Regions from separate parts of the Mus musculus genome. Here region 2 is linked to region 1. A link is a loop called in an ENCODE intact Hi-C map of the cell type or tissue named here. Cell type or tissue: left cerebral cortex. All regions are shown on one strand. Links, peaks and the distances in the headings refer to the core of each region. The heading gives the core; the rest is flanking DNA. Region 1 holds the start of Pla2g6 (phospholipase A2, group VI). Region 2 holds the start of Ddx17 (DEAD box helicase 17).

What was found. Peaks named below come from ENCODE experiments on the same cell type or tissue, not always from the same donor. Only the 100,000 strongest peaks of a DNase experiment are listed, where the experiment ranks them.
Region 2: it touches region 1 in a loop (2.1-fold over the local background); 1 of 42 quality-filtered maps calls a loop at or near these places.

What each region holds. Positions count from the first base shown.
Region 1 is chr15:79,325,516-79,332,392 of GRCm38, reverse strand. Pla2g6 (phospholipase A2, group VI) reads left to right here and starts at 4,022. Exons shown (of 17, transcript NM_001199023.1): 1 at 4,022-4,758. In left cerebral cortex, for the core only: CTCF peaks have their summits at 2,789 (motif pointing right) and 4,037; DNase peaks (open chromatin) are centred at 2,184, 4,062 and 4,905; H3K4me3 peaks cover 1,573 bases; H3K27ac peaks cover 1,843 bases.
Region 2 is chr15:79,542,456-79,549,332 of GRCm38, reverse strand. Ddx17 (DEAD box helicase 17) reads left to right here and starts at 2,592. Exons shown (of 13, transcript NM_001040187.1): 1 at 2,592-3,138; 2 at 5,477-5,627; 3 at 6,747-6,846. The coding sequence starts at 3,089. In left cerebral cortex, for the core only: no CTCF peak of the experiment used is centred there; DNase peaks (open chromatin) are centred at 2,596 and 3,211; H3K4me3 peaks cover 3,730 bases; H3K27ac peaks cover 1,882 bases.

The DNA of each region.
Region 1 (6,877 bases), core at 768-5,767:
GCCAGGACAATCTTTGAAAGCTTACAAGCCAGTTAGCCTGGCACATACAGTGGAAAACAAACAGTTCTTAAAATACTATTTATTTTTGTATTTTCTGTATGATACTCTATCTGCATGTATACCTGCTTGCCAGAAGAGGGCATCAAATCCTATTATAGGTGGTTGTGAGTGCCATGTGGTTGCTGGGAATTGAACTCAGGACCTCTGGAAGAACAGACAGTGCTCTTAACCACAGAGCCATCTCATTATCCCCTGAGAGAAGTTAAAAAAGGATTTATTTATGTTCTTTTTACTAGGTACTGTGTATAGATATGAGGGCAGGGGCTTACAGAGGAAAAGAAGCAGGACTCCCCTGAGCTGCAGTTGCAGGCGGTTGTGAGGAGGCTGGTGTGGCGTGGTCCTCTGGAAGTGTATAGCAGGAGCCCATAACTGCCTCAATGAGCTGTCTTTACAGTCCTGAGAGCAATCTTTAAAGGTGGAAATGGGGGACTGACAGCCAAGGCTGTCTTCTGGAATCTACAGTTGTTCACTAGCACTCCTGTGCAGGCACACATGATCACACACAGAAAAAACGCTATAGGTGCTAGGACACTTGGGAGCAGCTCTCACTTAAGAAATTACTACCAGGGCTGAGAGAGATGGCTCATCGGTTAAGACCACTGACTGCTCTTTTGGAGGTCCCGAGTTCAATCCCCAGCAGCCACATGGTGGCTCACAACCATCTGTAATGGGATCTGATGCCCTCTTCTGGTGTGTCTGAAGACAGAGACAGAGTAGTCATATAAAATAAGTAAATCTTAAAAAGAGAGAGAGAAATTATAGCTGTATTTGTGTGTATACTATGTACCCCCCTCTATCTGTTTCCCTTTCCTTTCACAAGGTCTCACTATGGAGTCCTGAACTCTCAGAGTTCTACTTGCCTCTTCCTCCCAAGTGCTGGGCCTAAAGGCGTGCGCCACCATGCCTGGCTTTGCTATCCTGTTATTAAGTGTGCTCTCTCTCCCCAACATGTATGCAGAACTGCCCTAAATTTTCCTCCAAATAAACCCCAATTCTGTTTCTTTTTTTTTTTTTTTTTTTTTTTCTTTTTCTTTTTTCAAGACATGATTTCTCTGTGTCGCCTGGGCTCTTCTGGAACTCACTCTGTAAACCAGGCTGGCCTCAAACTCAGAAATCCACCTGCCTCTGCCTCCCAAGTGCTGGGATTAAAGGCGTGTGCCACCACTGCCCAGCCTCCGATTCTGTTTCACAATAGCTCACTTTGAATCCTTTTTCTCCTGTAGCAAAGTCAAGAATACTGGTTTTGCTTCAATGCAGGTCTCTAAAAGACCATTTCTCAGGTTGTTGCAGGTGGCTCCTGAGGCCCTGTCTCCAGGGCCTGCCCCATAGCCACTGCCCTGCTATGCTAGGGCAACACGAGCAAAGACTTTAAGCACACCTCCTTTCACTACTGCATTTGTTTTTTTTTCTCTTATAAATGAAAACATTTAATTGGGACTGGTTATAGGTTCAGAGGTTCAGTTCATTGTCATCAAGGCAGGAGCACAGCAGCATCCAGGCAGGCATGGTGCAGGAGGAGCTGAGAGTTCTACATCTTCATCCAAAGGAAGCCAGGAAGACTGAGCAGCAGGCAGCTAGGAGGAAGATCTCCAAGCCCATCCCCACAGTGACACACTTCCTCTAACAAGACCACTCCCTGGGACGAGCATATGCAAACCATCACATTCCACTCCCTGTCCACCATAGGCTTGTTCAAACAGGAGTCTCTGGGGGCCATACCTAAACATAGCATAATGAAAAATACATTTAGGCCAACTTCAAAAGTCCCCTTGTAGCCAGGCGGTGGTGGCGCATGCCTTTAATCCCAGCGCAGTTCAAGGCCAGCTTGGTCTACAGAGTAAGTTCCAGGATAGCCAGGGCTACACAGAGAAACCCTGTCTTGAAAAACCAAAAAGAAAAAAAAAAAAAAAGAAAAAATGTATCCACTCTACATCCTGATTCCTTCCCCACCCCCACATGCCCCCCTCTTACTTATCTTTTACTTGTATTTTTCAGAAAAAGTCTTGCTATGTAGCCCAGGCTGGCTTTGAATTTGTGAAACCGTTCTTTTCCTTCCCAAGTGGTAAGCTTACAGGTGTATGCCAACGCCCCTGGCAACCTGGGTAGGTTCTTAACTAAACCTAGAAAGGTGGTTGCTCTGGTTGCTTGGCAACTGGCTATTTGTGTCTGTGGAGAGACTAAGAAGAGCATCAGGACAGAGAACAGCCTGGGGAGATCTCGCTAGGCCCCTAGCTCAAGGCTCATTTAAGAAAGTAAAGGTTCGGGGCTGGAGAGATGGCTCAGCGGTTAAGGACACTGACTCCGCTTCCAGAGGTCCTGAGTTCAATTCCCAGCAACCACATGGTGGCTCACAACCATCTGTAATGAGATTTGATGCCCTCTTCTGGTGTGTCTTATGTCAGCTACAGTGTACTCATGTATATTAAATAAATAATTCCTTTAAAAAAAAAAAAAAAAAAAAAAAAGAAAGTAAAGGTTCAACCGAAGCTGGTAGACTGGAGATGGGGAAGAGAGCAGCTTAGTCCAAAGTAAATGAGTCACCAAACCCAGGCTCCTGGCTATTCTCCAGCAGTCCTTAAAATCAGCATTACCAACCATGTATTTATTCACTATTTATTTATTTATTTATTTATTTATTTATTTATTTATCTATTTACCTATCTATCTATCTATCTATCTATTTATTTATTTATTTATGGTATGAGTGCTCTGTGTGCATGTATGCCTGCATGCCAGGAGAGGGCACTAGATCCCATTACAGATGGTTGAGAGCTACCATGTGGTTGCTGGAATTGAACTCAGGACCTCTGGAAGAACAGCCAGTGGTCTTAACCGAGGAACCATCTCACCAGCCCCCGCGTTATTCACTTTAATTCCATCTATTGGAATTCCATGATAGTTAGGCATGAGGTCTGAGTCTTCTCAGTGACAATCACCTATTCCCAGACGCAACCGCAGCTACTTCTCAGCCTCACAGAGGTCATTCAAGTAAAATCCTACTAAAAGTGCTAAGATTCCTCCAGACATCCATTCATTTATTTATTGAGAGACAGAGTGCCAGGTTGGGATTCAACTGAACTAGTTGTGGCTGGGTTTGAACTCCTGATCCAGCATCCAAATGTTGAGATTGTACGTGTGCAATAACCACACCCAGAATTGCCTGGCATCTTGAGGTAGAGTTGGTAGGCAACAAATACAGTTTTATCACTTGCCACTAGGCTTGTTCGGGGGCTGGTTAGATACCTCAGTAGGAAAAGTGCTTGTGAAGTTGTCACAATGATCTGAGTTCGATACCCAGCACCCACGGAAAAAGGTAAATGTTTTAAACTTCAAAGCTGGGAAAGAGGAAACAAGAAGCCTCCTGGAGTTCCATAGCCAGCTAGGCTAACCCAGTGGGGGAGCTCCAGATTCAGTGGGAGACCCTATCTCAAAAAAAAAAAAAAAAAAAAAAAAAAAAAAAAAAAGCTTGTGGCACACACCAGGCAATCTGAGTTCATAGCCAGCTTGGTCTACAGAAACCCTATGTTGGCCACCACCCACCACACATATGCGCGCGCGTATTACCTCCCTCCCCACCTGAAAGTTTTTTTTATTTTGTCTTATTTCAACCTAACCGTTAATTCCATATTTTTATTTGCAATTTGGTTTGGGAGAACCTGGCAACATCAAAGCAGGCTCTTCCCGGTTATATCCTGTGGCTTTATTGATTTTCTTTCTTATTATCTTCATGTGTTGCCAGAAACAGAAAAGTTCAGAGTCCGAGCCACCCTGGATTCCTTGAGGTCGAAGGGAGCCGGGAACAGCCTCCTGCCCTTTATCAACACGTCAGCCAAACTGCCCTCACGAGAAACTTCCGCCCGCCCGAGGCATGGCCCCCATCAGCCACGCAGAATTGGCTTCAGTCAGAAGCCCGACCGCCCCCTGGCAACAGAAGCGGCTTCCATTGGGCAGTTATAGAAGATGGCGGCGCCTGACCGCGTGCGAGGTCCACGCTTGGGGTCGGGGCCACAGCCTGCCTGCGGCATGGGCTCGGTGGATTGGTGGAGAGCCGTAGTGTCGTCACGTGGGCGGGGCGCGTCAGTTTGCGGAAGTAGGAGGGCTGAGAAGTGCTGAGTAAGCCGAGGTGAGTGACGGCGCGGCGGGGGCGGGGCCTGACGGCCCTTTCCCAAACCTCCTGGTGCCCCTGTCTTGAATGTCGTCACCTGGACCCTGCTTAGGACCGGCCTCGTGTCTGCGACTCTGAGGCATGTCCTCCGTTAACTCCTATCTGGCCTCCTTGAGTGCTCCCGGCTTCTGTCCTTTCATCCCCTGGCGTCCCCAACTCCCATCCGGTGACCGCATTCTTCTCCGTTGCCGCCCTCAGTTTCCCAACTTCCAAAATCAACCCTTCTCCCAATTCATTGCCCGACTTTCACCCTGGACTGTCCACTGTCCCCAGCTCCTCTCTCTGCGCTTCTGAGTGCTCCTGGTTTTCTGCCTCATTGCCCGATTTCCCCCACGCCACCTGCTTCCTGCGTCCGTCCCTTTGTGCCCAACCCCTGAGCCCCCATTTCTAACTCCCTGCTTATCTTCTCTTGTGCCTCCGGTTTCCATTTGCTCCCCCGTGTGTTTTTCCCAGTTCTCTAGCCTCCAATCCTGGGTTCACCTCCAGCTCCCTCCGATGACCTGGAAGCTGGCGACTAGGAGCCTGTGACCCAGGTGACTGTGACTAGGGATTTGGGTGTGAGTGCGACTGGGAGGGCACAAGGGTTTATGGATCTCTGCCTGTATTTTTAATGGGCAGTTCACATGATCGCAAACAAATACCAATCCTTCCTCTAAAGTTCCCCCACCTGCCCTCTTGCCAGCCCGACAGGATTGGGCAGGTTTGGTTTGGCCTCGTTGAAGCTCCACCCTTAGACTAGTGCAGTGTTTTGTTCTGGTCTCTGCCTTCACGTGGTTCTGGAGCTTGGAGGCCATGCTCTGTTCTTGTCTGTTTTCTCACTGTGCCAGATAGGACTGAATTTTCTGCCCACATTAGTGACTGCCACGAGGCTCAGTATTTGAATGAGAAGATGTAGAAGACAAGGCTTGGTGACCAGTGTGGCCCTGTACAAGCTCCCTGCTTTGCTGTTGTTTCATAGGCAGGATGGAAAGGGCTGGGGGATAGGGAGAGAGAGGACCAAAGGGAGAGCATTCCCCTTTGTTCATGTTTTCAGTGTTTATTAATCACCCTGACAACCAGGCGCTTTTATTTCTGTTACCTTTATTCTCTGCTCCCTTTCCACTGAGCAAATATTGATGTAGCTAGCGCCCGCCCGCTGTTCCTGCTTAGCCTGGGGAAGGGAGGCCAGTGACCTCCTTTGCCAGGGTCATGCTAATACCTTTGGGGCTAGGTTTTCACTGTAGAGAGTCCCCAGTTTATTTATTTTTTTAAATTATTTTTATTTTATACATATGAATGTTTTTCCCGGATCTATGTAAGTACACTCCATGCATGCTGAATTCACTCGGATCTGGAATTAAAGGACTTGTGGGGGCTGGAGAGATGGCTCAGCAGTTAAGAGCATTGACTGCTCTTCCATAGGTCCTGAGTTCAATTCCCAGCAACCACATGGTGGCTCACAACCATCTGTAATGGAATTTGATGTCCTCTTCTGGTGCGTCTGAAGTCGGTGACAGTGTACTCACATACATAAAATAAAAAATAAATCTTTTTTTTTTTTAAAGAAGGTGTGGGTTGCCGTGTAGGTACTGGAAGCTGAGCCCGAGTCCTCTTCAGGAGTATCAAGTGCTCTTAACTTCCTGGAATCTCTCCAGCTTTGAGGGCAGTGGCAGTGACCCGCCCCAGGCAGCTATGCCCAAGGGACCATGGCAGACACTGTTCAGTGTGGCGTGTTGCTGAATCCAATTGCTCATGGGGCAGATGCCTTTCCTCCTGCACCCTGTAGGAAGTCAGGGGACCTGTGCCCTACAGTGTGACACCAGCCATGAGACTGCCATGAGACTGTCATGTTGTCTAAGGGCTCCTTCTGTTGGCTTACAGCATTTCCCCTCCCTAGGGGTTGCTTGTCTTGTTAAATGTAATTATGGTGGCATGCTTAAGAGGGATTTCCAAGGCATCCAATAGAATGATATAACTAAGAATATCCTGGAAGGAATTGCCTCCTGAGCACTGAGTTTACGTGTGTGTGTGTGTGTGTGTGTGTGTGTGTGTGTGTGTGTGTGTGTGTATGTGTGTGTACACATGAATAAGTGTGGCCTGTGTAGAGGGTGTGCTCTCCTGGGCAGCGTGAACAGATACAAAAGTGGCAGGAAGTCAAGTGACAGCAGGGGCCTGGTACTTGGATTGGACCTCAGGTCCTCAGCCTGGAGCCATGGAGGTGGGGTGGGGTGGACAGGGATAGGTGTCAGCTGCTCAGGAGGGTGACCCCAGTAATCTAATCATGAGACGTGCTGTGGGAATTGGCGGGCAGTCCTGTGTGTTTGGGTGTGCTCCTGAAAGCCCCTACAGCCATTACCTGAGACAAGAAGGCTCAGGTGTTCTGGCCTGGTTCTCCTCCCTCCATGCTTGTCTGTGTCAGGTGGAGGCAGTTTCATCTCTAAAAAGGCTGAAACACTGAGAACCGATGTTGGAACCATGCTGGGCAGTAAAACTGATTTTCCCAGAGGAACCAACCAGTCCCAAGAGCAGCAGTGCTGGAGGAAGGGTCTCCTGGTGGGGGAGCAGGTGGTCCTTGGAGGAAAGCCAGAGGCTGGGTTCACCCGCCTTGCTTTGTGGTGTGAGAGCCAGATGTGCGGGGGCATGGGATCCCTGTCCCACTGCCTTAGGGACGCA
Region 2 (6,877 bases), core at 1,286-6,285, 220 kb before region 1:
GAAATTCAGTGTATCTTCTCAAAGTAGCCACACTGAATACATTTTCCTTTTTTTTTTTAAATGGGTTTTAATTGTTTTTTTTTTAAAGATTTATTTATTTATTTATTTATTTATTTATTATATGTAAGTACACTGTAGCTGACTTCAGACAATCCAGAAGAGGGCGTCAGATCTTGTTACAGATGGTTGTGAGCCACCATGTGGTTGCTAGGATTTGAACTCCAGACCTTCAGAAGAGCAGTCGGGTGCTCTTACCCACTGAGCCATCTCACCAGCCCACATTTTCCTTTTTAATGATTCATTTGTCCCTTTTGACTTCTTCGGGATGGGTGCCTGTCTTAGTTAGGGTTTTACTGTTGTGAACAGATTCCATGACCAAGGAAACTCTTATAAGGACAACATTTAATTGAGCTGGCTTACAGGTTCAGAGGTTCAGTCCATTATCATCAAGGCAGAGCATGGCAGCATCCAGGCAGCATGGTGCAGGGTGGGCTGAGAGTTCTACATCTCATCTGAAGGCCGCTAGGAGAATACTGACTTCCAGGCAGCTAGGGTGAGAGTCTTAAGCCCACGCCCAAACACAGTGACACACATACTCCAACAGGGCCATACTTCCTAATAGTGCCATTCCCTGTGCCAAGCATGTACAAACCATCACAGTGCCTAACTTGTCTTCTTAGGGTATAGACTGTTAACACCTCCATACATTATCCATTGTCTCCTAGGGAACACCAGGAACCACTCTTAACCTTTGGTTCTCCAACCACCAGCAAATCACTGGCTCCAGCCACACAACTGAACCATTTCTCTCAGCAGTAATAACCTGCACCAAGTCCCACCATTTCCTGCCTGGACTTCAGTACCCAGCCACGTCCAAAGGGTCTCACACTGTAGCTCTGTCTGTCTTACTATGTAGACCAGACTGGCCTAGAACTCAGAGAGACTAAAGAAAAGAGACAGTACACTGGGCCTTCACTAGATTAACTGTTCCTGCCTTAGCTGCCTCTCAGTTGATTCTCTGCACTGCAGTCAAAGGGGTCCTTCTTTATGCCGCTACTTTAAACCAGACATTTTCACCTTCAAGGAAACCAAGCTCTTTAAGTAGCTTCCATCTTCTTGGACTCAGGCTTTGCATAATTGATCTTCCCCCTTGGCAGCAAGGACCTTAGTTGAGACCTCAGCTCAAATGTCATTTGATAGATGGGGGATGCCTTCTGAGAGCACCCGATGTCATCCCGTTTCCTCAACTTGTCTCTAGCCCCTTTCTTGTTTTTGTTTCTTTGGTGTTTGTTGGTTGGTTTTTGAGAGAGGGTTTCTTTGTGTCACCCTGGCTATTCTGGAACTCACTTGGTAGACCAAGCTGGCGTTTAACTCAAGAGATTCACCCACGAGTGCTGGAATTAAAGTATGGCCTTCCCTTTAGTGTTTTTTTGCTGTTGTTCTTGGAGGTGCTGGGTGTTGAATCCAGGGCTTCAGTCACGGTCAGCAAGCACTGTTCCACAGCCTCAACACCATTTTCTTTTCCAAGTCAGCAAAAGTCTAACATACACATTTGTCATCTGTCTCCTCTCCGTCTCTAGAGAATAAAGCTCTGTGCCAAGGAACGTGTTGGATCCCCAGTGTCCCAGCAACTAGCACAATGCCTGGCTCTCCATGGCCGAAGTGACAAATGAACCGTTTCTCAAGACGCCTCTTTACTCTCCTGGCTTTCCTAACCTAAGCAACACTCAGGACATGAGACAAGACTAAGCCTCCAGTCTGCCGGCCTCCATTCTCCGCGGCGGTAGAAATGAGCCTAGAGGTCTCAAGGAACCCAGCAGTTCCACAATTTAGTAAAGCAACTATGTCCAAGTTTGTGTGGCTTGGCAGTGCGCAGGGATGGCGAGCCAAAGAAAGCAATCTAGGAGTTGGGTGGCACCGGCGGCCTAGCCCAGCCTGCCCTCCCCGGATAGGGTTTGCAAATCCTAGCCTGTCAAACCCACCGCTTCTGCAGTGGGGCACCCGGGTAAGGCACCCATTTTCATGGTGGCTAAGGTCCAAGGCGCCCACCTCAGAAAGGACTCTGGGAAGGTGTGGCCTCTGCGTCAACTACGGCCAGAGGAAAAGGTGCCAACCCTTTGTTCGGAAAATAGCACCTCAGTAAGAAACGCGGGAAACACAGGGTGTCTTTTGGCCCAGCCAGGCTGTTGGCCGCTGAAAGAGAGCGACACGACGCATCCAACATGGCTGCGGCGCCAGCGCGGCGAAAAGCGACGGGAAAGAAATGGCGCCGGGCTGTGTGGCCAGCTTGGGGCACACGGCGTTGGGACGTTGGAACCAAGAAAGCGGCCTCAAGACTCTCTGGGTTCTACTGCCCAGAGACCCGGAAGTCTGACTAAGGCTACGTGGAGTGCTACCATTATGTCTGCACAAGGCCGGCCTCAAGCGCCGGGTTGAGCTCGGAATGCCGGGAAAAGTCCATTCTCGAAACAGAATGCGCTACGAAGACTGCGCTGACCCGCAATAGTGGGCGGGCCAACGACGCCAACACTGTGACGTCGTGCCGACGGCTCGCCCCACCCCCAGCCAACGTTCTAGAGCTGGCGGTGCGAGAACCCTACGCCGGTTGCGCACATTGCCTTGTTTAAGGTGGGCCGACCAGGGCCCCCATCTCCGTCACCGACGTAAAGCGGTTCCGAGAATGTCCGTGGCGTCGCGCGGAGCCCTCCAGACGCTGTTTACGTAGCGTCTGGGCCGTGCGTAGCGTTAAGTTGGAGCGGTCTCCGCGGCCGCCGCCATTTTGTGCAGTTGCTGGGAAGGAAGGGAGACGCCTCAACCGTGGCACCGCCCGGTTTGAGCGGGACCAGACCTCCCGACTGTCCTAACAACCCCGATTCTCTGAGTTGTGCTCCCGTCTCCGACGAGAGAGGCGGCGACGGTGGCGTCTGCGACGGGAGACAGCGCGTCGGAGCGAGACAGCGCCGCGCCTGCCGCCGCCCCAACAGCGGAGGCGCCGCCGCCGCCATCGGTCATCACTAGACCCGAGCCGCAGGCCCTCCCGAGCTCGGTCATCCGTGCCCCGCTCCCAGATCTTTATCCGTTTGGGACCATGCGTGGAGGCGGCTTTGGGGATCGGGATCGTGACAGGGACCGTGGAGGGTAAGGGGGAGGTGCGGGCGGGGGGCGGGGTGGCCCGCAGAGCCCTGAGGCTCGCGCCGTACAATGGCGGCGGCGCGCAGGCCTCAGGCTTGGGCGGACGTCTCTGCGGACCGCGATCCTGGCTCGGAAGTGGCAGGCCAGCCTTGTCGCCTCTCTTGGCCCGCTCGCTGATCATTTGATCCCTGCAGGCCGGCCGCAGTGTCTGTCTGGGGGAGGATCCGGATGCTCAAGTTTTAATCTAGGAAAAGCTGCTTGAGATCGTTTCTTTTCCGCTATGTTAGCCATCCCTGTTAGAGAGGGACTGGAGTCGAAAAGGCCTTTTTTTGGTTTTAAACTAGGTTTTACTCCCTTTCTGTTATATTTTTGGTTAAGTGGAATCAGATTGGAATGGGAAGTGCTGGAGTTGCTTTCCAAAAGATCCAAATTGCGGGTGACTTTTTTTTTTTTTTTTTGAAACTAACAAAGCCTGTTGAAATCAAGAGAACTCCTTGAGGTGGCACACCCTGCACTAGAGACTGAGTCAGGCTTGGAGTTCAAAGCTAGCCTGGGCTACACAGATCAGAACAAGAGAACAGTTAGCAGAGTTCAAAGTGAGGGCAGTGGTAGAAAGAAAAAAAAATCAGAATAAGCCTTGTAAAGGAATCGTAATTGTAGAAGCTTTATTCTGTCCTAGGTCATTATTCAAGATCCAAGCAGTTTGGGATTATAAGCAAGCCCAGTGGAAATAACACATAGGAGCCACATTATTATCCTTATTAGACTTAGCCTTAAAATCTCCTAAAGATTGGGTTTTGGCCATTATTACAGATTGAAAACAAAAGAAAACTGGTTATTTCTAGAAGTGTTTTAGACTTGTATCAGTTGCTTCATTTGCAAGTGGAGTAAAGTAGTCAAATGAGAAGGCCTGGCTCACTGTAGTATTGCACTGAAAAGCCAGAGGCCTTTTAAAGGTCTTGGTGGGTCTACTCAGTTGAATGTTTTTCTTTCTAGTTGTGCTGGTTTAGCAGTGGTATTAATAAGTCACCCAAATTCTGCCTACTGAATGTAGATACCCAAAGAATTCCAGTAAAATTTCTGGCCATGATCACTGCAGGGTGGGTTTGTCTCAGGGCCATGAAGCTTAGTCTAACGGTTGTCCTGGAATGTGTCCTCAGTGTCCCCAAGTTCAGAAACACGGGTGTAGGCCACCACACCAGGTTCTAACAGAAGAGGGGATTACCTTGTGGGGTTCCTGCTACCTCTCCCAATATTGGCAGGTCTTGAAATGAAATTCTTTAAAATAACTTGAAATTTCTCCAATTTTCTAGTGGTTTACAGGAAATAAGGAAATGAGATCTTGCAGAGCATGGTGGCTCATGCCTTTAATCCCAGCACTCTGGAAACAGAAAGAGAGGCCTCCAGCACAGCCAAGGCTATATAAAAGAAACCCTGTCTCGAAAAACAAAAGAAAAAAGGAAATGAGATTTTTTTTTTTTTTACAGCCCTGTACTCTCATAGATTAAGACAAAGAGGGTATATTAGGATTGTAGTTTCTAATTTCTTGTATCTTAGGTTTGGCAAGTGGCCATATCTATATTGTTTAGCTTACCTGTTTGTTGTATCTAAAAGACAAGGCTTATTTAAATCTGAGGGGGGTTTGTTTTGACACAAGTCTCATAGACCAGACTGCCCTTGAACTCTGACCTTGCCCACAGCTTTCACGTGCTAGGACTACACGTTATTCAATACCATGTCTAGCTTTGAATCTTATTTAAAAAACAAAACAAATACCCATAACCTACATTGATGGGGTTTTTGTTTTGTTTTCTCCCTGTAACTAAATAGTATTATTTGACCCTGGTGTGGTGACTCACATTTATAATCCCAGTGTTTAGGAGGCTGAGGCAGGAGGATTTCATAAAGAAGGCTGGAGAGGAAAGGATTACAACTCTTTTATTCTGGCTCTTTCTTTAGAGTAAACTAAACACACTAGACCCTGATGTCCCAATAGTTTGCTTTATAGAGTAGCAGAGAAGTTTTTGCCCCCAGCATAAGTGGGGAAATTGGCTAAGAAGCTGTTGTAAATTTGAAGGACTTGCTTGAAGTACATTTTTTTCGATGTCCACAGTCTTGGTCTTGCAGTTTAAAAGAGTACCACTTCTCTGCAAGAGCAGAGACCGTTAGTTTTTATTGTATCCAGAATCTCTAGTGCCAATTAAAACTATACTTAGTATAAAGTCGGTATCACTAACTTTGTCAGAGAGCTAAAATAGGTGGGAAACTGAGGTGGGAGGAATGCTGTTCCTTTCCTGTCACATGAGATGGATATTAACAAATCTACATTTTCTGGTGTCTCTAGGTTTGGAGCAAGAGGTGGTAGTGGGCTTCCCCCTAAGAAGTTTGGTAATCCTGGGGAGCGGTTACGAAAAAAGAAGTGGGATTTGAGTGAACTCCCTAAATTTGAGAAGAATTTTTATGTTGAGCATCCAGAAGTAGCAAGACTGACTCCGGTAAGAAAGGGGGGAGGGGGGAGTGTTTAAATATAGGGTAATATTTCAAGTATTGTTTTATATTTGATTTTATATTATGGCAGATCTTTTTAATGTGTTGTGGGTTTGCTTGTTTTGTTTTTTTGTGGGGGTATTTCTTTGTTTGTTTTCTGAGACAGGGTTTCTCTTGTGTGTTCCTTTGATGTCCTGGAACTCGCTTTGTAGACCAGGCTGGCCTCCAGCTCAGAGATCACTCTGCATCTGTCTCCTGAGTACTAGGACTAAAGAATTGCATCACCATGCCTTGCCTCTGTGTCTTTTGTAGGATGGAATTATTGTATTTGTAGAATAGTCCACTGTAGATCCAGGCTGGTCTTGAACTTGCTGTCCTGCTACTTTAGCTCCAGGCTGCAGGGGTCTTTGGGCAGCCACACTTGGTCAAACCCTGAGCTTTGTCCATGAAGACAGGTGCTCAGCCACATGACGCAGGTTTTCTTTTAGCAGCTCTGCTCTCCAGCCTAGCACCACATGCATGTAAAGTTTACACTGCCATTCACCTACGCTTATAGAACTGACTTCATATTGTGTATTTGTGTGCTTTTAACCAAACCACCTGGTGCTGTATTCTACCCAAGAATATTACTTACCGCTGGGCGTGGTGGCGCACGCCTTTAATCCCAGCACTCAGGATGCAGAGGCAGGCGGATTTCTGAGTTCGAGGCCAGCCTGGTCTACAAAGCGCGAATTCCAGGACAGCCAGGGCTACACAGAGAAACCCTGTCTTGAAAAACCAAAAAAAAAAAAAAAAAAAAGAAAAGAAAAAGAATATTACTTACCCAGAAAAAATGATATAATAGAGCAATTTGGCCCAAGTTCTGTCTCAATAGGTAACCCTGGCTGGTCTGGAACCTGTTTTGTAGCCCAGGTTAGGTTTGAACTTGAGGTAGGTTATCCTTCTAGCTGCTGTGCAGGGTGACAAAGTACCACCTAGCCTGGCTAGGAATTACTCTTGAGGGTTTTCTCCTCTTAGTCGTGTGCATCACAAACTTGGATTCATGCAAAAAGCATTAGCCTATATCACTGCAATACTAAAGAGTCTAAATTGAGAATTCTTATTGTCTTCATTCTTCTCTCACACAGTATGAGGTTGATGAGCTACGGCGTAAGAAAGAGATTACAGTGAGAGGGGGAGATGTTTGTCCAAAACCTGTCTTTGCCTTCCATCATGCTAACTTTCCACGTAAGTGCTGTTTAATCCTGTATTACGTAAG